Linked DNA regions of Homo sapiens: region 2 is linked to region 1. Evidence: read pairs that join two places in POLR2A ChIA-PET (ENCODE). Cell type or tissue: A673. All regions are shown on one strand. Each heading gives the region's core, and the rest is flanking DNA. Links, peaks and the distances in the headings are about the cores only. Region 1 has its middle 100 kb from the start of MIR10522. Region 2 overlaps MYO10 (myosin X).

Region 1 (12,584 bases), core at 3,587-7,586:
AATATACTGTGTAGAATATCTGGAGAATCTGAAAACTAAGCATGATGACTTTTTCCTCTTATGAATTGTAATTTTCTAGGCATGTTGGCGAAGCTAAGGCAGTATAATGAGGTGGCCCTGGAGCTGGAGTATCTGGTTTGAATCCTGGTTTCCGATCTGTGGCTACTTTTCTAATCCTTGGCTCCTCCAGCATTTGCCTGGAATAGTACAATTCCCTCCTAAGTGTTTTCTGTTTGAGCTCTTTTCTATTTCATTAACGTTACAGTGATTTATTTAAAGTACCATACAACTTTTTTAGCTGGGTGCAGTGTCTCACACCTGTAATCTCAGCACTTTGGGAGGCCAAAGCAGGAGGATCACTTGGGGCCAGGAGCTCAAGACCAGCCTGAGCAATATAGTGAGACCTCATCTCTAGCAAAAATTAAAAAATTGGCCGAGCACAGTGGCTCACGCCTGTAATCCCAGCACTTTGGGAGGCCGAGGCGGGCAGATCACGAGGTCAGGAGATCGAGACCATCCTGGCTAATATGGTGAAACCTGTCTCTACTAAAAATACAAAAAATTAGCTGGGCGTGGTGGTGGGCGCCTATAGTCCCAGCTACTCAGGAGGCTGAGGCAAGAGAATGGCGTGAACCTGGAGGCGGAGCTTGCAGTGAGCCGAGATTGCGCCACTGCACTCCAGCCTGGGCGACAGAGCCAGACTCCGTCTCAAAAAAAAATAAATAAATAAAAATTAAAAAAGTAGCTGGGTGTGGTGGCATGCACCTGTGGTCCCAACTTCTCAGGAGGCTGAGGCAGAAGGATCGCTTGAGCCCAGGAGGTCGAAGCTACAGTGAACCATGATGGTACTGTACACGCTTTTTTCATTTCAACTGTAAATATTTGTATATGTTTGTATGTAGGGGTGTGTGTGTGTGAGTGTGCATTTTTAATTAGTGTCTATGGCTAAGTCCTGTGAAGGTTACAAAGATGAATGGCAGAATGAAAATTGTTCCAGCTCTCAAAGAGCTTATAAATTAATAGGATATTTTAAATAATTTAACTGATTTGTGTGATTAAATATAAATTTTAAAAAACTATCTTCATTTTGTTGATGCTTGAAGAACAAGGCAGGATGCAGATTCCTATTAGTGGAAGTTAACATGGTCAACAATAGCATGACCTCACATTGCAGGTTCACATTATCAACATGGTGCCAAGTTTTGTTTAAAAACTTTTGCATATTTTTTGTGGCAATTTGTACAACAATACGACTGAAAACAAGCTGGTGTGATGGCGTGGGAAAATTCAACGCCATTGATCAGATTTCAGAGGTCATAGATGAAATACTCTTTTAAGCTTAGTGCTTACTGGCAGGAGGGGATACAGATGTTAAACTCCATAGATTTGTGTGAAATAGAATTTGTCCTTCCAAAGAGGCTTTTAATGTAGAAAGTGCTGAGAATCTTTTTCTCTAGGACATGACAAAGTCTTGTCACCATTTGATGACACTGCTGAGATTGTGGAGACAAGGTCTTGCCGTGTTGCTCAGGCTGGTCTCAAACTCCTGGGCTCAAGTGATCCTTCTGCCTCGACCTCCCAAAGTGTCGGGATTACAGGCATGAGAAACTGCCCGGCCGCTGTCGTACATTCAATTTCTGGAATTTCATAAACTTTGAGTGAATGAATGCTATGTCTGGGTGAAATAGATGCTTTATATCCCTACGTTGAGCACCCAAAAGCCAAATGTGGAGCTGAACAATGCATTTAACTGGGATAGATTACCAATGGAAAGGCAGGAATTATTTTTTTCCCAAATGACAAAGCTTTAAGTAAAGTGGGATGATAAATTACCCACTGAGACAACTCAGAAAATACAGAAAACTTTTCTTTAATGTTGATTTTTGTTTTGTTTTTAGGTTTTCAAGTTTATTTTCAATTTTTGTGGGTGCATAGTAAGTTTATATACTTGTGGGGCACGTAAGATATTTGATACGGGCATGCGATGCATAATATTCACAGCAGGGTTAAAGGGAAATCCATCACCTCAAGCATTTATCTTTTGTGTTACAAACAATCCAGTTGAACTCTTTTAGTTATTTTAAATGTACAATTAAATTATTTTTTACGGCCAGGCACAGTGGCGCATACCTGTAACCCCAGCACTTTGGGAGGCCGAGGTGGGCAGATCACCTGAGGTTAGGAGTTTGATACTAGCCTGGCCAACTTGGTGAAATCCCATCTCTACTAAAAATACAAAAAAAAAAATTAGCTGGGCATGGTGGTGGGCACCTGTAATCCAAGCTACTCGGGAGGCTGAGGCAGGAGAATCGCTTGAACCTGGGAGGCAGAGGTTGCAGTGAACCAAGATCACGCCACTGCAGTCTCCAGCCTGGGTGACAGAGCAAGACTCTGCCACACACACTATATATATATATATATATACACACACATACACACACACACACACACACACGTATATATATAGAGAGGTATATATATATTATATATATACGTATATATATATTTTATATATATAATATATATACGTGTATATATATATTTTATATATACACATATATATTTTTTATATATATACACGTATATATATTTTATATATATATGTATATATATTATATATACGTATATATATTTTTTATATATATACGTATATTTTTTATATATATACGTATATATATTTTTTATATATATACGTATATATATTTTATATATATACGTTTATATATTTTTATATATATATATGTATATATATATTTTTTATATATATATACGTATATATAGAGAGAGAGGTGTATATATATATATATTTTTTTTTTTTTTAACTATAGTCACCCTGTTGTGCTAGCTAACACTAGGTCTTATTCTTTGTTTGTTTTGAGATGGAGTCTTGCTCTGTCACTCAGGCTACAGTGCAGTGGCACAATCTCGGCTCACTATGACCTCCTCCTCCCGGGTTCAAGCCATTCTCCTGCCTCAGCCTCCCAAGTAGCTGGTACTACAGGTGTGTGCCACCATGCCCGGCTAATTTTTTTGTTTTGTTTTGTATTTTTAGTAGAGATGGGGTTTCATTATGTTGGCCAGGCTGGTCTCGAGCTCCTAATCTCAGGTGATCTGCCCGCCTCAAAGTGCTGGATTTATAGGCGTCAGCCACTGTGCCTGGCTTGTTTGTTTCTTCTTTTCATTTTTTTTTTTTTTTTTTTTTTTTTGAAACGGCGTCTTGCTCTGTCGCCCAGGCTGGAGTGCAGTGGTACATTCTCGGCTCACTACAACCTGCGCCTCCCATGTTCAAGCGATTCTCCTGCCTCAGCCTTCTGAGTAGCTGAGATTACAGGCGCATGCCACCACACCCAGCTAATTTTTTGTATTTTTAGTAGGGACAGGGTTTCACCATGTTGGTCAGGCTGGTCTCAAACTCCTGACCTCATGATCTGCCTGCCTTGGCCTCCCAAAGTGCTGGGATTACAGACGTGAGCCACCGTGCCCGGCCTGTTTGTTTCTTTACCTTACTTTTTTCTTCTCCTTCTTCTTTCTTCTTCTGGTTACCCACATGCAAGAGCTTATTCATTCTTTCCAACTATGTTTTTGTACCCATGAGAATACAGACATTTATTATATATATATGTTTGTTGTTGTTTGTTTTTGATTTTTTGAGACTGGGCCTCACTCTGTTGCCTAGGCTGGAGCACAGTGGTGTGATCATGGCTCACTGCAGCTTTGACTTCCGGGGCTCAAGCCATCCTCCTGCCTCAGCCTCCTGAGTACCTGGGACCACAGGCGCACACCACCACCCCAGGCTAATTTTTGTATTTTTTGTACAGACTGGGTCTTGACATGTTGCCCAGGTTGGTCTTGAGCCCCTGGGCTCAAGTGATCTTCCCGCCTCGGCCTCCCAAAGTGCTGCCATTACAGGCATGAACCACTGCACCTGGCAGAATATAGAAATTTAATAAGTTTTCATTTAAATTTACGATTGAATATATAGAATATCTGAAATATTTAAAAATTACATATGAGGCCAGGCGCGGTGGCTCATGCTTGTAATCCCAGCACTTTGGGAGGCTGAGGTAGGCAGATCACGAGGTCAGGAGTTCGAGACCAGTCTGGGCAATAAGGTGAAACCCTATCTCTACTAAAAATACAAAAATGAGCCAGGCGTGGTGGCACACACCTGCGCTACTTGGGAGGCTGAGGCAGAAGAATCACTTGAACCCGGGAGATGGAGATTGCAGTGAGCCGAGATCATGCCATTGCACTCCAGCCTGGGTGACAGAGCGAGACTCCGTCTAAAACAAAAAAATTAGACATGAAGACTTTTTTCTTTCATTAGTCGTGATTTTCTAAGCATGCTGCCCAAGCAAAGGCAGTGTCAACAGGTGGCTGCAGCACTGGCCCACCTGGCTCTGACATTCACACCCCGAGGGTTTGGACAAAATGCTTCACTCCCATTTGTCTCAGTTTGTTTATCTGTAAAATAGGGGTGCCATTGTCAGTACTTATCTCTTTGGGTCCCATTGAGGAATCACCCTGATAATATAAACAACGTGCTTTGAATAGAGTCTGGCTGAACTTGGCCCATCCTGAATTGCTCTATAAATGTTAGTGCTTTTGTTCATATCCTCTGTAATGGGACTTAACCACAGACTTTTGCAGATCACTTTGGAGTTCTGCCTTGGCACCAAATGAATATGGATGAAATCGAAACAAGAACATAAGGACGGTGATGGACAGATAGCTTAAGAACCAGAAGCCAGACACTGTTGCAGGGATGTCTGTGATTTCCAAGCAGAACTGATATGTGATTAGGCTGTCTCCCTCAAGAAACCCAGCTATGGTCATCCTTATCTGGGACCCTTGAATTGTTTGTTGTTTTGTATCCATGCAAACAAAGATAGGAAATCTTCACATAAGCAACTTACATATTTGCTTCAAAGGAATGTTAACTTAATTGTTCTATCTTTGTTTCCTTGAGAACTGCTTAGATATATTTTCTCTCGTGTTTATCAGAAGATGAAAATTTTATAAAAACAGGCTTTACTGAGGAATTCTTCTATATATTCAAAGCTATCAGCTGGGTGTAGTAGATCATACCTGCAATCCTAGTGCTTTGGGAGGCCAAGGCAGGAGGATTGCTTGAGCCCGAGTTCAAAACCAGCCTGTGCAACATAGTGAGACTCCGTCTCTACAAAACATAGAAAAAATATCTGGGTGTGGTGGTGCATGCCTGCAGTCCCAGCTACCTGGGAGGCTAAGACAGGAGAATCGCTTGAACTAAGGACATCGAGGCTGCAGTGAGCTATGATTGCATCACTGCACTCCAGCCTGGGTGACAGAGAGAGAAAGACCCTGTTTCAATAAAAAAAAAAAGAAAAAAGAAATGTTAGCTAGTGAAGTTGATGCAAAATCCTTGGAACTACACCCGTGTCTGCATATGTTTCTGTGAGATAAACCCTCTGAATGGCTTCCCTGATTATGCGAAGTAGTAGCTTGAGTTTTCATAGGTGACCACTGTAGTCTTTAGTTTCTCCAGAGTCAAGGTTAATTGGAGGAGGCGATTACACTGGGAATCCAGAGAAGCAGACACACAGCATCCTGGGAACGGCGGCTGTTTGGAAAAGTCTCCTTGGCCACTGGTTGCTTTACGGCAGGCAGATGGAGGCCAACCAGGAAGCAGCGTTTTTCTCCCACGTTGGCGGTGATTCCCACTCTAAAAGAAACCTCTGGGGTCTCCCAATGTAAGGAAGACCACTGTGAAAAACGCGATCACTTTGATTCCATCAATGTTGCTGTGCTAGGAAGAGACCTAAGTCACCCCTGGCATCCTCCCACTGAAATCCAATATCTACTTCTCTGCTCCTTGTATCAAGGACCTAGAATTTCACTTTGTGTTTCTTCTGGAATTCTAAGATCCTATCCCTAACCATGAAGGTCATGAGCTCATTAAACGTTTCTATATACACCGAGTATTTTAAAAAAATAGCAGACTAATGCTGACAATGTTAAAAAATAATGTCGATAAAAATAATACTGATAATATTAAAATATTTTGGAGTGGCTCTCCTTTTTTTTTTTGAGACAGGATCTCACTCTGGAGTGCAGTGACGTGATTTTCAGCTGACTGCAGCCTCGCCCTCTTGGGCACAAGTGATCCTCCCACCTCAGCCTCTCAAGTAGCTGGGACTGTAAGTGCGCACCATCACTCCTGGCTACTTTTTGTAGAGATGGGGTTTTGTCATGTTGCGCAGGCTGCTGGAGTGGCTCTCTTTAAATAATAGTTTAAAAGGAATAATTTATCTCACTTGAGCAAGTTATTAAAATGAAGTTTCAAATGCAATATTTATTTTTCTTTTTTTTTGGTGTTTTTTTGTTTTTTTCAAATGCAGTATTTAAACAGTCAACTTTATATCAGTCATGACCAGCAATTGCCCAAATAAACAGAAAAATGCAACTTTCTTTCAGTTTCTTCATAATGTCTATAATTTTGAAGTAGATGACTGAAACGATGAGAAAAAAATAGAAAAATTGACAATTTTACTGTATTTAAAATGACACCATTTTCCTGCATAGTTTGGATTCCATCAGTCAGCATTGATTTGGGTTTACTTCAGTTTAATTTAGTAGGAACCCCCAGCTAAACTCCAGAAGGGGGAGGAGTACAAATTTTCATTTTTACCAAGGTCTTGTTTATAAAGAGCCTCAAGTTTCTTCAAAAATGGGGATAATAACACATTTTCTGTGAGAATCGGTAAGTATACGCAAAGACAGTCTTCACACACCAGGCATTAAAATACATAAATATCAAAGACCGTATTGGAAAATTATTTGGTCACTTAGCTAAACTAAAGGATAAGATTAGAAAATCAAAATGGAACTTGGTCTAGGACAAAGCTCACGATGTATTTGGGCCAAAGTGTCATTCTACCATTGTTAGGGGAATTCCCATCAACTGCCAAAGCTTGGGCTCTGCCCAGAAAGGGATTAATTCCAAGACAGTGTTCCCTGAGTGCCTTCCAACCACACCCACTACTACTCAGTGCCTTCTGGACACCCCAAATGTTGTCTTATTCATGCCAACTTTTATATTTTTGAAATATGCTTCTGCAATACAATTTATAAAGAGGGGAGAACACAGACTTTAGGGAAGGCGCTCTCTCTCCAGTCAGTTTCCTCAAGGCTCATAAATTCCCGGCACCTGGCTTCATTCTCAGACAATGAATCCACGATTTTCTGGCTTCAGTACAAAGCAGGGAGGACCTAGCTCCTGGCTGTTTGTGAATCTCTTCGATTTTCCGGCTTCAATACAAAGCAGGGAGGACCTAGCTCCTGGCTGTTTGTGAATCTCTTCGTCTCCTATAAAACAACAGTTCTGGCCTGATGCAGTGGCTCACGCCTGTAGTCCCAGCACTTTGGGAGGCCGAAGCAGGGGGATCACGAGGTCAGGATTTCAAGACCAGCCTGACCCAACATGGTGAAACCCCATCTCTACTAAACATGGTAAAACCCCATCTCCACAAAAAAATGAGCTGAGTGTGGTGGTGCATGCCTGTAATACCAGCTACTCAGGAGGCTGAGGCAGGAGAATCATTTGAACCTGGGAGGCAGAGGTTGCAGTGGGCCGAGATCGTGCTATTGCACTCCAGCCTGGGCGACGAGCAAGGCTCCATCTCAACAACAACAAAAAAAAAAACAAAAAAAAAAAAACAGTTCTGGCTGAGTGCAGTGGCTCATGCCTGTAATCCCAGCACTCTGGGAGGCTGAGGTGGGTGGATCTCTTGAGGTCGGGAATTCAAGATCAGCCTGGCCAAGATGGTGAAACCCCATCTCTACTAAAAATATAAAAATTAGTGGGGCATGGTGGCTCATGCCTGTAATCCCAGCTACTTGAGAAGTTGAGGCAGGAATATCATTTGAATCCAGTGAGCTGAGATCGTGCCACTGCACTCCAGCCTGGGCAACAGAGTGAGACTCTGTCTCAAAAAAAAAAAAAAAAGAACAGTTCTTCCTGCATAACAGCACTAAGTATTGCCTCCTCTCCTCTCAGTTTTGCATTTTTTTTCAGGTAGAAGAGATTATCTGCAATATGGAATTTGCACATTCGTATTGTCTTCTCCTGGGAAGTTGCCTAGACACATGCCCCAATTTGGAAGTCCTTTTGTAATTTAGCTATGCCGTTTTCCTGGGGTTGAAGTTCAGGGGAGAAGCACAGCCTGAGATTTACTCTCCTCTCTTCACCTTTGCTTCTCCCTCTCAAAGTAGAGTCTCATTCAAAGCAAAGTGTCCTTGGCAACCAGTTTAGCAAGTTTTTCTTTTTTTTTTCTTTTGGGATTCTTGGCTGCCAGTGTGGGGCTGTTCGAGATGAGCCTCATCCAGCAGTTTTAATCTTGTGGCTCTAGGTGGGACTTTTACTGGATAAGCTGAGACTCAGTAACAGGCAGAGTTGTCTGGAGGTTGGCAAAACCTACTGGATGACCCTCAAGCTCTTTAACACGTCTACTATGTGTCTGCCTTTGTTACAGTAGCTTTTCTCTGGGGCAGTATGGGACAAACGGGCTGCCTGCCAAGGTAAAATGTGACTAAATTCATTTCTTTATAAACAAGACCTTGGTGAAAATGAAAATTTGTACTCCTCTCCACTCTGGAGCTTAGCTGGAGGTTCCTACTAAATTAAACTGAAGTAAACCCAAATCAATGCTGACTAATAGAATCCAAACTATTAGGCTCTGGAAGGAGGCTCTGGAAGCCCAATGGCAGAGAATTAAGAATAGAAATCTCCCTTCTGGCTCCTAGGCCTGTGGTCTGAATTATTTCCTGTACTTCTGCCCTCTTGTCTACTTGCATCAGTGATTAAGAACATTTGGGGCCAGCGCAGTGGCTCACGCCTGTAATCCCAGCACTTTGGGAGGCTGAGGCCAGTGGATCACTTGAGGTTGGAAGTTTGAGACCAGCCTGGCCAACATGGTAAAACCCCATCTGTACTAAAAACACAAAAATTAGGCCCGGCAAGGTGGCTCACACCTGTAATCCCAGCACTTTGGGAGTCCAAGGTGGACGGATCACCTGAGGTCAGGAGTTCAAGACCAGCCTGGCCAACATGGCAAAATCCCGGTCTCTACTGAAAATACATAGATTAGATGGATGTGGTGGTGCATGCCTGTAATCCCAGCTACTCAGGAGGCTGAGACAGGAGAATTGCTTGAACCCAGGAAGCGGAGGTTGCAGTGAGCTGAGATTGTGCCATTGCACTCTGTCTCAAAAAATAAATAAAATCCTTTCTCTAACATCAGAGTTTTAGCCTTTGCACATGGCTATCTTCTTAGGCACAGTTTGTAGAAGAAAGTATTACGTTTATTTAATTACTCATTCATTCAACAAATATTTATTAAACATGTGTGCTAAGCAATCTTCTAGGTGCTAAGGAGACGGGTGAGTTGTGAGCACAACAAAGATCTCTGTCTTTGAAGAACTTACATTCTAGTGCAAGGAGACAGATGGAAAATGACATAGATAGCTTGGACAACATGGTGAAACCCCATCTCTACAAAAAAATACAAAAACTCGCCGGGCGTGGTGGTGCATTCCTGTTGTCCCAGCTACTCGGGAGGCTGACATGGTAGGATCACTTGAGCCCAGGACGGGAGGTGGAAGTTGCAGTGAGCTGAGATTGTGCCACTGCACTCCAGCCTGGGCAACAAGCAAGACTCTGTCTCAAAAAAAAAAAAAAAAAAAAAAAAAAGAGAGAGATAGACCAGGGAAATCTATGGCATCTTAGAAGTGATAACTGAGCTGGGGGAAGGGTGGGGTACTATGTAAAAAGACCTACCTAGTGGAATGAAGACCTGAAAAGAAGAGAGGGAATGAGCCACGAAGGCAAAGGAGAGAAGGCAGGAGAGACCCTGGCATATTCAATGTATCTGGAGAAAGTGAGAAAGGATCATGAGGTGAAGACAGGAGGGTAAGGATGGGGCGGTCCTGTGTAGACCATGGAAAGATCATGTAAAGATCATGCACAGATCATAGATCATACATAGATCATGAACAGATCACACAGAGCTCACAGACAGGTCATGGATCATGCACAGATCGTAGATTATGCATAGAACATGAGATGGGAAGCTGTTGGACAGTTTTTCAATTTTAAAAATTCAGTTAATTAATTAAATTTAAGAGGCAGGGTCTCAACTGGGTGTGGTGGCTCACGCCTGCAATTCCAGCACTTTGGGAGGCCAAGGCAGGCGGATCACCTGAGGTCAGGAGATCAAGACCAGCCTTGTCAACATGGTGAAATGCCATCTCTACTAAAAATACAAAAGTTAGCCGGGCGTGGTGGCAGGTGCCTGTAATCCCAGCTACTTGGGAGGCTGAGGCAGGAGAATCGTTTGAGCCCAGAAGGCAGAGATTGCAGTGAGCCAAGATCATGCCACTGCACTCCTGCCTGGGTGGCAGAGCAAGACTCTGTCTCACAAAAACAGACAAACAAACAAACAAAAAAAACAGTGTGATCTGATTCATGTTTTAACAAAATCACACTGATTTCAAGGTTGGAAATTGGCCTGTTGGTAAACAAGGGTGGGAGCAGGGAAGCCAGTAAGGGCTCTAGCGAGTTATTCGGGCAAGAGATGGGGGTGGCCTGGACCAGGTTGGTGGCATGGAGGAGGTGGATGGTGGTCAGATTCTGTATATTTTTTTTGTAGTAGAATTGAAAAGATTTATCCACAGATTACATGGGTGTAGAAGAGTCAAAGATGATTCCAAAGTTTTTATTTGTGCAACTGATAAGAATGGACTGGCTATGTACTGAGATTGATGAGAAATGTGAGAGTACCTGGTTGGCTGGAGGGAGGGTATGGTTGTCAACAACTTGGCTTTGTACATTAAATTTGAGACGATTATTAGACATCCCACTAGAAATATCAAAAAATATATATTGGATAAAAGAGTTGAAATTCAGGGGAGGTTGGGCATGGTGGCTCACACCTGTAATCCCAACACTTTGAGAGGCCAAGGCAGGAGGACCTCTTGAGGCCAGGAGTTCAAGAACAGCCTGGGCCACGTAGTGAGACCCCCTAACTCTACAAAAAATTAAATAAATTAGCCGGGCATGGTGGTGCATACCTGTAGTCCTAGCGCCTCAGCAAGTTGAGGCAGGAGGATTGCCTGAACCTAGGAATTTTAAGCTGCAGTGAGCCATGATCATGCCACTGCACTCCAGCCTGGGCAACAGAAGAGACCCTGTCTCTAGAAAAAAGGAAAAAAAAGAGAGTTCAGGGTAGATGTCTGAGCTGGAGGGGCTCTACATTTGGTAATTATAAGCATTGTTGACGGCATGTAAAGCTAGACCACTGGATGAGCTCACTAAGGAAGGGAGTGTATCCTTGGAGTTAGAAGGTTTGGGTCCAGGTTGCAGCTTGAACACTCAGGGGTCTGTCACCCCCTGCATGGTGGCTCCGCTTCTTCAGCTGTAAACTTGCGATTATAATATTTGCATCATGATGGTACCCTTAGGATAGACCTAAAGTGGTGCCGGATGCTCAATAAACATTGGCTGCATATTGTCAATGAATAAATAGAATTCCTGTGTCTAAACAGCGAAGAACATTTATTTTACTTGCCAAGTGTCTCTTTATTTTACTTGCCAATTGTCTCTTCATTTTGACATTCACTCATTCACTATCAGGGAGTCTCACTATCAGTGAGGAGAAAGGTGGGATGGGAGGGCAGGAATTCTAGTGTATCCGGACAAATAAGCCACTATTAACTGAGCATTTATGAGGTGCCTGGGGCTGTCATCTCTTTTCATACATTGTCTCATTTTATTCTCATAGCAACCTTAGGAGATAGCTACTTCAAGGTTCCAGTTTTACAGATGAGACTAGGTAGTGTACCCAAGAACATGGCAGCTAAAGAATCTGAAGTCGGATTAGGACCCAGGTCCAGCTGATTCCAAAACTCAATTATTATTTACCCTTCCTGCCATGCTGTCAGCCGAGGAGGGCTCTCCTAAGTCTCTCCACTGACACTGGGTGAGGCTCCCCGTCACCTCCCATCTTCTCTTTCTTAGCCTAAGGTTGCACAGCTGCCAAGTAAGTGGTGGGATCAAATTTCTTTCTTTCTTTCTTTTTGAGGCAGAGTTTGGCTCTTGTTGCCCAGGCTGGAGTGCAATGGAGCAATCTCGGCTCACGGCAACCTCTGCCTCCTGGGTTCAAGTGATTCTCCTGCCTCAGCCTCCCAAGTAGCTGGGATTACAGGCATGCGCCACCATGCCCAATTTTGTATTTTTAGTAGAGATGGGGTTTCTCCATGTTGGCGAGGCTGGTCTTGAACTCCTGACCTCAGGTGATCTGCCTGCCTTGGTCTCCCAAAGTGGTGGGATTACAGGTGTGAGCCACCGCACCGGCCTAAATGCTACACAATTTAAGAGCTTGTTTGGATTAATGCAGGACCCACAGCTCATTACTGAACAATCACTGAGTATACGTGTTCCAAATGCACAGGGGGTTATTCCTAAGAAAGCAATCAGCCTAGTGGACCGCAGAATGCCATTATAAGGTCGGTTTGCTCTGAGAAGGGGACTGCCCAACTCTCCCTAT
Region 2 (12,584 bases), core at 4,222-8,221, 300 kb before region 1:
CTCCTGAGTGGCTGGGATTACAGGCACGTGACACCATGCCTAGCAAATTTCTGTATTTTTAGTAGAGATAGGGTTTCACCATGTTGGCCAGGCTGGTCTCAAATTCCTGACCTCATGTGACCCGCCCACCTCGACCTCCCAAAGTGCTGGGATTACAGGCGTGAGCCACCATGCCCGGCTACTGTGGTTCTTATAAGCATACATCTTTAAACTATAAATGAGGAATCCATGCAATATTAAGCCAAAGGCAACTGGTTGGCATTATAAAAGATAAGATCCAGCATCAGTCAAATTACCAGAATATAATAAACCAAGTCTCATGGGAAACAGTTCAGATCAGATTTTTTACCTTAAACCTTATGAGGATGGCATCTAGTTCTTTAACATTAGCTCTTAAAATTACAATTAAATTTTACAATTTAATTACATTACAATTAAATTACATAAAAATTACATTACAATTAAATTACATAAAAATTACATTACAATTAAAATTTGTAGGGGTTTTCTCACATAAGAAGCATTCCTAAGAGGCTGTTTGCTGAATCAAAATAATTTAAATGTATTAACAATACTTTAAGACAAGCTACCTAATTAGCTGTGGATTCAGCGACTGCATATATCTAACACTATAGTTTCTTTGTTTAGGTAGCTTTTCCTTTTTAAGCTCACATTCCTTGTAATCGGATTATGAAATTAGAAAGCTAAAATCAAAGAGCCAAGACATTAATACTTATGACAACCTTTAGAGTGCTTTCTAATTAGTTATAAACAACTATTTAAAGTACTTAAAATCTAGCATTACTACTTAAAGCCTCTTCATCGTGTTTAAAATAACAATAAAGCAAAAAAAAGAAGGAAAGAAAGACAAATAAAAACTTTAAAAAAAAAATCAGCCACCACACATCAAATATTTCCTGTAAAATGATGTATCACACTCTGAAACTTTTCCCAAGAATTTTAAACCAAACGCTAAAAAAAAAAAAAAGTAAAGGCTTCACAATGTTTCCTTTTCAAATAGATGTCCCTAAAGCTTAATAACATCACTCAAAAGCAGACTAACAGGCCCAAGGGACAAAGGGAACTTTTTCATTTCATGTCAAGTTATAATAATGTCATATCCATTTCCAACCATCTACAATGAAAGGACTTTGGAGAAACCAAATCTGTGAGTAACCACCCCAGGAGGCTGTGTCCCTCGAGACAGATCCCAGCCTAGGACTGTCATCAATCTTACCTTCTGCATGTTTGGCTTGATACAGCGAACAAAGAAAGGATTAGAGGAGCTTAGCGTTGCCATTAAGGAATGCAGTGAGTCCTATTAGAAAAAGTATATGTTGATTTAGTCTCTTATTATGTCATTCTTTAAATTTCTCAGTACTCTAGGCACTTAGAAACAATAATTTAAAAAACACAATATAAATCATAGGACTAATAACTTAGAGGTTTTCATTTTTTAATTGTCATTCTAATATAAAATAAACATACTGAGTCAATGTATTAATAATTGAAATTATTCGATAATACACCAAACTCATTTATCACTTCCTTTGAAATAGTAAAATTCTATTTTATTTATTTATTTATTTATTTGAGACGGAGTCTCGCTCTATCACCCAGGCTGGAGTGCAGTGGCGTGATCTCGGCTCACTGCAAGCTCCGCCTCCCGGGCTCATGCCCTTCTCCTGCCTCAGCCTCCAGAGTAGCTGGGACTACAGGCGCCCGCCACCATGCCCGGAGAATTTTTTGTATTTTTAGTGGAGATGCGGTTTCACCGTGTTAGCCAGGATGGTCTCGATCTCCTGACTTCGTGATCCACCGGCCTCAGCCTCCCAAAGTGCTGGGATTACAGGCGTGAGCCACCGCGCCCGGCCTGAAATAGTACAATTTTAATAAACCATTCTGTCAACAAACAAAAATCATCCTAGGATATTTCAACGTTTAGTACAGAAAAACTGAGAAATAGCCACTCTTCCACTGTCATTATTCTTCCCAATTCATTAGTTCCATCGAAATGACAGTCTATGCCAGCACTTCACTGGTCTCTGAGCCACAATCTCTCACTCTTACCTTCAAATCGCCAGACTTACAGACTCCAGATCAATCTTTAATACTACTTTCTTTTCCAACTTTTTTTTTTTTTTTTTTTTTAGAGTTTTTAACATTTACCAAAGCAGACAAAAGCATACAATGAGTTCTCATTACCAGCTTCAGCTCAGGGCTAATCTCATTTCGCCTGATCCACACATACTATACCCACCCCTGTGGAAAAGCAAATCCCAGACATGATGTGATTTCCTCCAGCAGCATTTCAGTATGTAGGATTAAAGGCTAAACACTTTAAAGCACTGTGTAACCACAGCATCATCACACCTGAAAAGATGACATTAATTCCTTAAACTAATATTAAAATGTGCAATGGTCTCACATTTCATATTAAAATGCTCAACTGCTTCAAATTTTATGATTTTTAAAAATTTTATTATTTATTTATTTATTTGAGACAGGGTCTCATTCTGCCACCCAGGCTGGAGTACAGTGGTGTGATCACAGCTCACGGCAGCTTCAACCTTCCAGACTCAAGTGATCCTCCTACCTCAGCCTCCTGAGTAGCTGGGAATACAAGGGCATGCCGAATAACTTTTTAATTTTTTTTGTAGAGATGAGGCCTCGCTATGTTGCCCAGGCTGGTCTCGAACTCCTCGACTCAAGCAATCTTTCCACCTAGGCCTCCTAAAGTGCTGGGATTACAGGCATGTGTCACCATGCCCAGCCCATAAATTTTAAAGGGTTTGTTCTTTTGCATCAAAATGCAAATATGGTCCATTCATTGTAATTGGTGGATGCATCTTTTCAGTCTCTTTTAATCCACTGGCTTTCCCTCCATCTGTCTCTTTTTTCTTCTCATAATCTTGTTGAAGAAAACTGAACTGTCTGAACACTACATGGATTAATTACTTCTCCAGCTCAGAAAACTTTAAAATTTCTCACAAGACAAAACATCCTGACATTCACGGCCCTTCATATTTTGATACCATCTTAAATTCTCACGAGGTGTCCTGTCCGGCTGGTGTTCTACTGTCTGTTGACAGTCCTCAGAGACAGGACTTGCATCTCTGTGTCTGGGCTCTTCTCCTGCCTTCGCCTGCACCTGGAAAGCTCACCCACCCTTTTCCATTTCCTTCACTGCTAGTCCAGTTTAAAGTCTCAAACATTTCAAAAACCCAAGGGTGGGTGCAGTGGCTCACGTCTGTAATTCCAGCACTTTGGGAGGCTGAGGCAGGAGGATCGCTGGAGGCCAGAATTTTGAGATCAGCCTGGGCAACATAATAAGACCCCATCTCAGTAAAACATCTAAAAATTAGCCGGGTATGAAAAATTAGCCATGCGTAATGGCGCATGCCTCTAGTCCCAGCTACTTGGGAGGCTGAGGCAGAAGAATCTCTTGAATCTGGGAGGTAGAGGTTGCAGTGAGCTGAGATCGTGCCATTGCATTCCAGCCTGGGTGACAGAGCGAGACTCTGCCTTTAAAAAAAAAAAAAAAAAAAAAAAAGTCGGGTGTAGTGGCTTACACCTGTAGTGCCAGCTACTCAGGAGGCTGAGGGGGGAGAATCACTTGCGCCTGGGAGTTTGAGGCTGCAGTGAGGCGTGATTACACCACTGCACTCCAGTCTGGGTGACAGAACAAGACCCTGTCTCACACACACACAAACACACACACACACGCACACACACACACACACACACACACACGGAAAAAAAAAAAGCTTTCTCAGAGAAGTCCTGGCAAACCGACCTTCTAGAAAAAGAAAACTGAAAACCTCTGCTGGAAGATTAAGAGCCTAGGACAAGGTAACTGACATCAGTCTCATCTAACCAGGGGGAAAAAACATCCAGATATGAGAAGAAATATATCCCATTTCCACATGAGTCTCTAAATACAAATCAGAGTGGTCCCAAATGGCCTTAAGGAGTTTGCTATTTCAAAAGCTTAGAAGAAATAGCCATTTATTTTTTTAAAAAGGATCTACATGTTTTCATCTGACTCAGAGAAAAAGTCTATTTTATTTCTTTTCTCTCTTTTTTTAGACAGAGTCTAGGTCTTACGCTGTCACCCAGGCTGGAGTGCAGTGGTGCAATCACAGCTCTCTGCAATCTTGATCTCCCAGGCTCAGGCAATCCTCCCACCTCAGCCTCCTGAGTAGCTGGGACTACAGGCATGCGCCACCGCACCCAGATAATTTCTGTATTTTTTGTAGAGACAGGATTTCACCATGTTGCCCCGGCTGGTTTTGAACCCCTGAGCTCAGGTGATCTGCCCACCTCGGCCTCCCAAAGTGCTGAGAATACAGGCGTGAGCCAAAACTCTATTTTATTTCTAAAGCACTATCTGGTTTAAAAGCATGATATAAAAGGAAACAAAAATAAACAAATATTCTCATAGACTTCACATACACCCAAATCCTCTTTTCAGTTCTTAAAAATACAGTAACGACGGATTCCTCTAAGCCAGCAGTGAAAACGAACCTTGAACTGTGAGCTGACTGTAGGCCGCCGATGTTTGCTTCCACATTTCAAGGTATCCTGGTTGTTGCGGCTTGAAACATGTTCAAAAAGATCGTAGATAAAGTCAAATCTGTGTGAGGCAAGAGCAGGAGGTCAGTGAGGCACACACACCCATTATTAGGTGCAAGATTATTGTAATTAATGGTGCCCTTTCTCAATGATAATTCAAAGTAATACACCCTAGGCCTGGAAGAACTAAGACAGCTTCCAAAGATTTCAAACCAAACACTGCCAAAGAGCTTTAGGCACTGAAAACACGTGGCAGTGTCAGAGACCAGAGTCTTGCAGAGAAGGGGACTGGCATGACAGTGACAAAGGGTGGAATCCCACTTAGGAGCTCTGTGCTTTCTGGAATGCCATCTAAGCCTCTGTAGCCTCGGTCTCCTCACTTGCAAAAGTGAGTTATTAGTTTTGCCATCTTGCAGTGTTGCAAAGATTGAAGCAGTTAACGGATGGAAAGGTGCTCCTGGGGAACACTAATTACAGGGTGAGGCAGGCGATGGTTCAAATCCTGTCTCCCCACTTCCCAGCTGTGTTGCTTGGGCAAGATGTTTCATCTCTCTCTAAGCCTCAGTTTTTTCATCTGGAAAATGGAGATAATTTTTTAATTTATCCCCTAATGCCAGGTGAGAATGAAAGGAGAACATGCATGTAAAAGGCAGAAAGCATGCTACCTGGCATATCATATATATTGATATTAGTTATTATTTAAAAAGTTCTGTAAAATCCATTGCTACTATTAACAAGGTAAAAGTGAAAAGCTTCCCAATAATTTTTTTTTTTTAGACAGAGTTTCGCTCTTTCACCCAGGCTGGAGTGCAGTGGTGCGATCTCGGCTCACTGCAACCTCTGCCTCCCGGGTTCAAGCGATTCTCCTGCTTCAGCCTTCTGAGTAGCTGGGATTATAGGCGCCTGCCATCACGCCTGGCTAATTTTTATATTTTGTAGTAGAGACAGGGTTTCACCATGTTGGCCAGGCTGGTCTTGAACTCCTGACTTCAGGTGATCCACCCGCCTCGGCCTCCCAAAGTGTTAGGATTATAGGCGTGAGCCACCGCGCCCGCCCAGCCTTCAATGATTTTTAAATCTTCCTTGCATGGAAGGTATCATGGGCTATGGAGCTGGTGGGGTTGGTGGCTTCACTGTCACCAGGACAGTCAGGGAAGACTTCTGAGCATCTGCCTCCCCACAAGCGGCAATATTAGAGCTTTCCCTGGTCGCTTCTTGCTTTGCCCCAACCTTTTTCATTTTTGTTCTCGGGTGCTCTTTAATGCTCACTCTCTTAAGTTCTCTAACTGTGCTTTGAGCTCTTTGGAGAGAAGCTTTGGTTCCATTAAAATGTCACAGATGTCAAAGGTGAAAGAGAGTGAAGCAAGTGAACAGCCCCAGCTCCTCGGTTTGCAAGGGGAAACCTGGGGTTGAGACAGGAAGTTCTTTACACCACTCACAAAACTGCTTCACGCTGGCACAGAGGCAGCTGGCGAAACTCCACCTCGCTGGTCTCCAGGCCTGCAATCTTTTCACTACGACAAACTGCCTCTACTTAACATCAATACAGGGCTTTTATTTAAACGTATCGCATTAAACTAAGAAATTGCTTTGACAGCATGCTATGGTGTTTTTTAAACACCCATCATTTTTACAGGTCTGAAAACTCACCTAAAAATAAAATAGCTAACAATGTTGTATATAGTGAACCCTCACATAGAAGAGTTAAAATAAGTTTGAAGATCAAATGTTTCAAATTCTGAGTTTCTAGGCTGATACTACCTTATATGGGCTCCCTTTGTCCCAATTCATTCCTATCTAAGTGACAGGTGGCCATCTAGTATTTACATTTCTAAAAGTATTACAGCTTTTAAACTTTTTTGCTACTTTCCTTCCTTAGATATAAACATGTGTTTTTGTTACAGATTCCCACCAGATCCAACACAGGTGCTGAAAGCTTTCAGGAAAGGGTTTTTTCCCTAAACTCTTTCTCTCTTACAAAGCCTCCTAAAAATAGTACACTTCCGCCGGGCATGGTGGCTCATGCCTGTAATCCCAGCACTTTGGGAGGCCGAGGTGGGCGGATCATGAGGTCAGGAGATGGAGACCATCCTGGCTGACATGGCGAAACCCTGTCTCTACTAAAGATACAAAAAAAAAAAAAAAAATAGCCAGGCGTGGTGGCGGGCACCTGTAGTCCCAGCTACTCGGGAGGCTGAGGCAGGAGAATGGCGTGAACCTGGGAGGTGGAGGTTGCAGTGAGCCGAGATTGCGCCACTGCACTCCAGTCTGGGTGACAGAACGAGACCCTGTCTCCAAAAAAAAAAAACAAACCAAAAAAAAACCAAAAAGGACACTTCCTGGTCTAATACATACAAATAACTTATCACTGCAAGTTTCTGTGTGTTTTCTTTATTGATTTAATGGTGTAAATTTATAATTCATGAACGAATAAATGAATATGTAATAAATTTATAATTATAGCTGAATTAAGGCATTTATTTTACTAACTAGAGACACAGGAGTCCTATAAAACCAAGGCTGAAATCAGCTTAACCACGCAGCTCTAAGCTCCCTGTGAAGACAGCAGACCACACTGCTTAAGATATTAAGGTTCTCAAGCCAACCAGACCAGATCAAAACTGGACTCGATGGCTCACTGGTTACCAGTTGAGAGGTCTTGGGGAAGTCACTTAACAGCTTTAACTGCTTCAAGGCTCGGTTTCCTCATCTGCATAAGAGGATTAATAACAGTATGTTACTTATACCTCTGTGGTTGGTTTATTTCAGTACCTCACTAAATGGCAGTCATTGCTTATATTATTATTATTATTATTAATTTATTTATTTATTTATTTATTTTGAGACAGAGTTTCACTCTTGTCACCCAGGCTGGACTGCAATGGCGCAATCTTGGGTCACTGCAACCTCCACCTCCCAGGTTAAAGCGATTCTCCTGTTTCAGCCTCCCAAGTAGCTGGGATTACAGGTGCCTGCCACCATGCTTGGCTAATTTTTGTATTTTCAGTAGAGATGGGGTTTCACTATGTTGGCCAGGCTGGTCTCAAACTCCTGACCTCACGTGATTTGCCCACCTTGGCATCCCAAAGTGCTGGGATTACAGGCGTGAGCCACCATGCCCGACCTTGCTTGTATTATTGTTATACTTTTGAGTTACTTCATTGATGAAGTATTACCTGGGAAAAACAATACTAAGTTTCTTACATAACAGCAATTTGTTCTATATTTGTGAATTAAAAGCATTTGCACAAATATTCATTTGCTTGCTAAGTACTTCTCGGTGAGAAGACTGACATACCGGCTTTCTCTTAGCAAATTGAGAAGGTCATCTCGAAATGTATCTCTGTTCTTCTCCAAGATACCTCGGACATCATATTGCACCTAGTTTTAATAAATAAGAGAGGAGAAAACTGATTGAAAGAATAGTTTCAGGTCATAAGCAACTTCCCTGAAAGAGCCACAAAAAGAAATCATTCCAAGAAATTTATTTATTTATTTTTTAAGAGACAGGGTCTTGCTCTATTTCCCAGGCTGAAGTGCAGTGACGTGATCATAGCTCATGCAGCCTCAAATTCCTATGCCCAAGCAATCCTCCCACCTCGGCCTCCAGAACAGCTAGGACAACAGATGTGTCACCATGCCAGGCTAACTTTTTAAAAAATATCTTGTAAGATGTTTTTTATATCTATGTTGCCCAGGCTGGTCTCAAACTCCTGTCCTCAAGTGATCCTCCTGCCTCAGCCTCCCAAAGTACTGGGACTGTAGGCTCATGTGAGCCACCATGCCCAGCCCAATAAATTCATGATTGGCTTCTGAAACCACTGTTTTCTCTGAATACCAAACAGGCAAATATCAATAGGTATCTTAATAAAAAGTTACCTCTCCAGCATAGTGCTTCACTCCAAAATTGTTAACTGCAACTCTGGGCTTCACATAAAAGTGGTTATTCTAAAAAAAAAAAAAAAAAAAAAAAAAAAAATACAATGCCTTATTTCACTCACTGATTTCCTTTGACTTCCAGAGAACACTAAATACAAAAGACAGTGAAAATCATTTCCAAACTTGCCATGGATCTGCGTTTCAGGACACGGCATATGGTGCACTTTATAAAAACCATGTTAACTCTCGATTGTGTCATTATAATAGATTAACAATTTTACGTTCTCTAAATAAGCTTGGGCATTCTAACAAGTAGCTCCAAATCTAACCCTTTTGCTTATTTCAATTTAGTTCTAGTAATAGAAGAACAGCTTTGGTTTGAGAATAAATGTTCAATGTGGGAGGCACAGTTGGGCCAGCGGACTGACATGTCTGGTGTGTAATCCCAACCCACAGACGTGCTACTCCAATGTGATGAAGAATTGCAGGTTTTGACATACCGCATGCTGACTGTGTAGCTTCTCCAATAAGGTGCTGTCTGTGGCTTGAGGAAAATGGCTTTCTTCATTGATAAGGGCTAGGAGGCCAAGTTTCTAGAAGAAGAAAAAGAAAAAATGAATTAAAAGTTGAATGTGGCTGGGTGCATGGGTAGCTCATGCCTGTAATTCCAGCACTTTGGGAAGCCAAGATGGGCAGATCATTTGAGGTCAGGAGTTCCAGACCAGCCTGGCCAACAGTGAAACCCTGTTTCTACTAAATATACAAAAAAATTAACTGGGCGTGGTGGCATACACCTGTAATCCCAGCTACTGGGGAGGCTGAGGCAGGAGAATCACTTGAACCTGGGAGACGGAGGTTGCAGTGAGCCAAGTCTGTGTCACTATACTCCAGCCTGGGCGACAGAGTGAGACTCCGTCTCAGGGGAAAAAAAAAAAAAAAAAAAAGTTGAATGTGTGCGTCCCAAACTATTTGAGAGCTCTTCTCTACTCTCTAACAAATGAGTGGTTAAAAGAAAAGGCATGGTAATTTCTCGATTGGAAAATCCATAATGATACACTATAGAGAAAACCAATTAAGTTCTTATATAAATCTTAAAAAAAAATTGAACCCGTTGCAATTTTGGGGATAAAACTTTTACAACTGGCAAATCTATATTGGTACTGGCAAGGCTTTGCTTCTGACTTAAAATCTAAGGGAAGCCAATTCACACACTGTTGATTCTAAAATACTGAGTTCAATGAGACAATAGGTTTGAAGCAGCCAAGTATTTAAATTCAACCTTGCACATTTACATTTATGTTTCCAAATGGTCCATTGTGTTCTAAACATTCACATCGTTGATGTGCGTGTTCGTGCACGTTATTTTGTTCCCATAAATATGAATCAGTCCAGCTGGACCCCCTTGGGACTGTAACCATTCTTCAAAAATACATTACCTTCTCAATCAAGTCCAGGCATTCTCCATTGTCTATCCAGTCAATATCTTCCCACACTAATCCTTCCCTGTAGAAAGATTTTAAACAGCCAAGTTAAATGAAAACATAGCTTCAAAACGAATCTAGTTGCTGCTTTAAAAAAAAAAATTGAAATGGAATTCTATGAGTGCTTACCGGCTATATTCTAGTTGTTCTAAAGAAAAAATATGCTTGTTGAAGTACTCCTGAAGTTTCTCGTTTGCATAGTTTATATTGAACTGTTCAAAGTGATTAACCTAAGGGGGGAAAGCATTCAATAAGTATCTTTAGTGTACTCACGATTATATAGAAAGGTGAAGAAAAGACAAAGAAAAGATCTGCAGAGAAAAATATCAATGCCTGTTGTCTGGCACAGTGGCTCACACCTGTTATCCCAGCACTTTGGGAGGCCGAGGTGGGCAGATCACCTGAGGTCGGGAGTCCAAGACCAGCCTGACCAGCATGGTGCAACCCCGTCTCTATTGAAAATACAAGAAAAATTAGCCGGCTGTGGTGGCAGGCACCTGTAATCTCAGCTTCTTGGGAGGCTGAGGTGGGAGAATCACTTGAACCAGGATGTGGAAGTTGCAGTGAGCTGTGATCACGCCACTGCACTCCAGCCTGGGATACAGAGTGAGACTCCTTCTCAAAAAAAAAAAGAAAAAAAAAGAGTTTGCTCACAGAGATTTGTTCAATAGCAGCTAATCATGGACAGAAGAGAATTCACGTGCTGCACTGTTAGGAAACCTACCTCAAAGTTTTCAAATCCAAAGATGTCGAGGATGCCAATAGACTTGAAGTCCTCATTGCCTTTGATCCTGCTGTTGATCTTCTTGATTACCCACTCAAAGCAGCACGCATACAGAGCCATGGCCAGGGAGTCCCTGCTGTCTACTGCCTGTGGGAGAGAAACCAGCACAGACTCAGCTGACCCCGGGCACCCCAGACAGGCAAGGCCATCCATTCCCCACTTGAGAGACACACACAAGACTAGCATAGCATCTGGCCCTCCAGTGTGAAGTCAATCGATCTCATCTAGGAAAGGACAGATATCTAAAGAAAAGATAAACTGGAATTCACATATTTCTCTTCTGTTAAGATTAAATACCAGGATTCCAAACTCAACTTGCTATGCTGTTATACAAAAGAATCTAAACCATATATACAGGTACAAATGTTACCAGGTTTTTTTTGTTTTTTGTTTTTTTGAGACGGAGTCTAGCTCTGTCACCCAGGCTGGAGTGCAATGGCGTGATCTCGGCTCACAGCAACCTCCACCTCCCAGGTTCAAGCGATTCTCCTGCTTCAGCCCCCTGAGTAGCTGGGATTACAGGCATGTGCCACCACACCTGGTTAATTTTTCTATTTTTAGTAGAGATGGGGTTTCTCCATGTTGGTCAGGCTGGTCTCAAACTCCTGACCTCAGGTGATCTGCCCGCCTCAGCCTCTCAAAGTGCTGGGATTACAGGTGTGAGCCACCGCACCTGGCACCAGGTTTAAAACAATAATTAAGATGTGAGCTCTTTTTAAAATTTTTCTGATTTTCTATTATACTTTGTATTTACAAAGTTTTTCTTCATAATATGGTCAGCATTTTCATTTATCCAATTAAAAACATATTAGAGGAGTGTGATGGTTAATACTGAGTGTCAACTTGATTGAAGGATACAAAGTATTAATCCTGGGTGTGTCTGTGTGGGTGACATCTGAGTCAGTGGGCTAGGGAAGGCACATCCATCCTTAATCTGGTGGGCACAAGCTCCTAGTGAAAATAAAGCAGGCAGAAAAATGCGAAAAGGCGAGACTGGCACAGCCTCCCAGCCTACATCTTTCTCCCATGCCGGATGCTTCCTGCCCTAGAACATCGGACTCCAAGTTCTTCAGTTTTGGGACTCAGACTGGCTCTCCTTGCTCCTTAGCTTGCACACAGCCTATTGTGGGACCTTCTGATCATGTAAGTTAATACTTAATAAACTCCCCTTTATATCTATCAATCTATCTATCATATTCTGTCCCTCTAAGAAAACCCTAATACAAAGAGCTAGCACATATACATTGGCTCAGCGCAGTAGCAGAGGCAAATATAAATAAAACATATTATTATATTGTTTTCATTATAACAACACATTATTGTCGTAAGTAATGTTTATTTAGCACTTACTCTGTACCAGACATTAAATGCTCAGCATATATTTGTTATTTTTCTTATAAGAGTCCTATGAATTAGGTATAATTATGCTTGTCTTATAGTGGAGGAAACTGAGGCATAGTGACTAAATTTCCCAAGAGCAGACAGTAGTAAGTAGAAGGGTCAAGTTCAAAGTCAGGCAATCTGCATTCGACCCATCCTCTTAAACAACAATTCGATGTTATTTTAGACAATTAGACAGCAATTCAATAGCTTTGTCTATTCCCAATCCTTTGGTATCTTCTTTATTTTTATCATGAACCAGTCATTTGAACAGTTATTAATATATTACAGTTACAACTGTTATTATAATTACATATTTCAATCAAACCTATGGATCTGAAAACCCAGGAGTGTCTAGTAACGCAAGATCAGATGGCAAAGCGTGTGTACCTGTTGAACATTGAGAGGCGTGAGGATCTCTTCTCCCCTGAGGAACATTGATCTCTGGGTCAAAGCATCTGTGAGCTGTGTTGGGTCCAGCCCAA

The links. ChIA-PET counts read pairs that join two places held together with the same protein. Peaks named below come from ENCODE experiments on the same cell type or tissue, not always from the same donor. Only the 100,000 strongest peaks of a DNase experiment are listed, where the experiment ranks them.
Region 2: POLR2A ChIA-PET joins it to region 1 with 9 read pairs; 2 of 35 experiments call an interaction of 5 or more read pairs at or near these places.

The regions. Positions count from the first base shown.
Region 1 is chr5:17,049,244-17,061,827 of GRCh38, forward strand. No RefSeq gene overlaps it. Among named protein-coding and RNA genes, the nearest start is that of MIR10522, 100 kb to the right of the region's middle. In A673, for the core only: no CTCF peak of the experiment used is centred there; no DNase peak of the experiment used is centred there.
Region 2 is chr5:16,753,591-16,766,174 of GRCh38, forward strand. It overlaps MYO10 (myosin X), which reads right to left. Exons shown (of 41, transcript NM_012334.3): 11 at 12,490-12,584; 12 at 10,660-10,806; 13 at 10,065-10,165; 14 at 9,891-9,957; 15 at 8,955-9,047; 16 at 8,455-8,523; 17 at 7,874-7,956; 18 at 4,528-4,636; 19 at 1,238-1,318. Among named protein-coding and RNA genes, the nearest start is that of RETREG1, 140 kb to the left of the region's middle. RefSeq lists enhancers at 969-1,609, 1,610-2,250. In A673, for the core only: no CTCF peak of the experiment used is centred there; a DNase peak (open chromatin) is centred at 6,001; H3K27ac peaks cover 978 bases.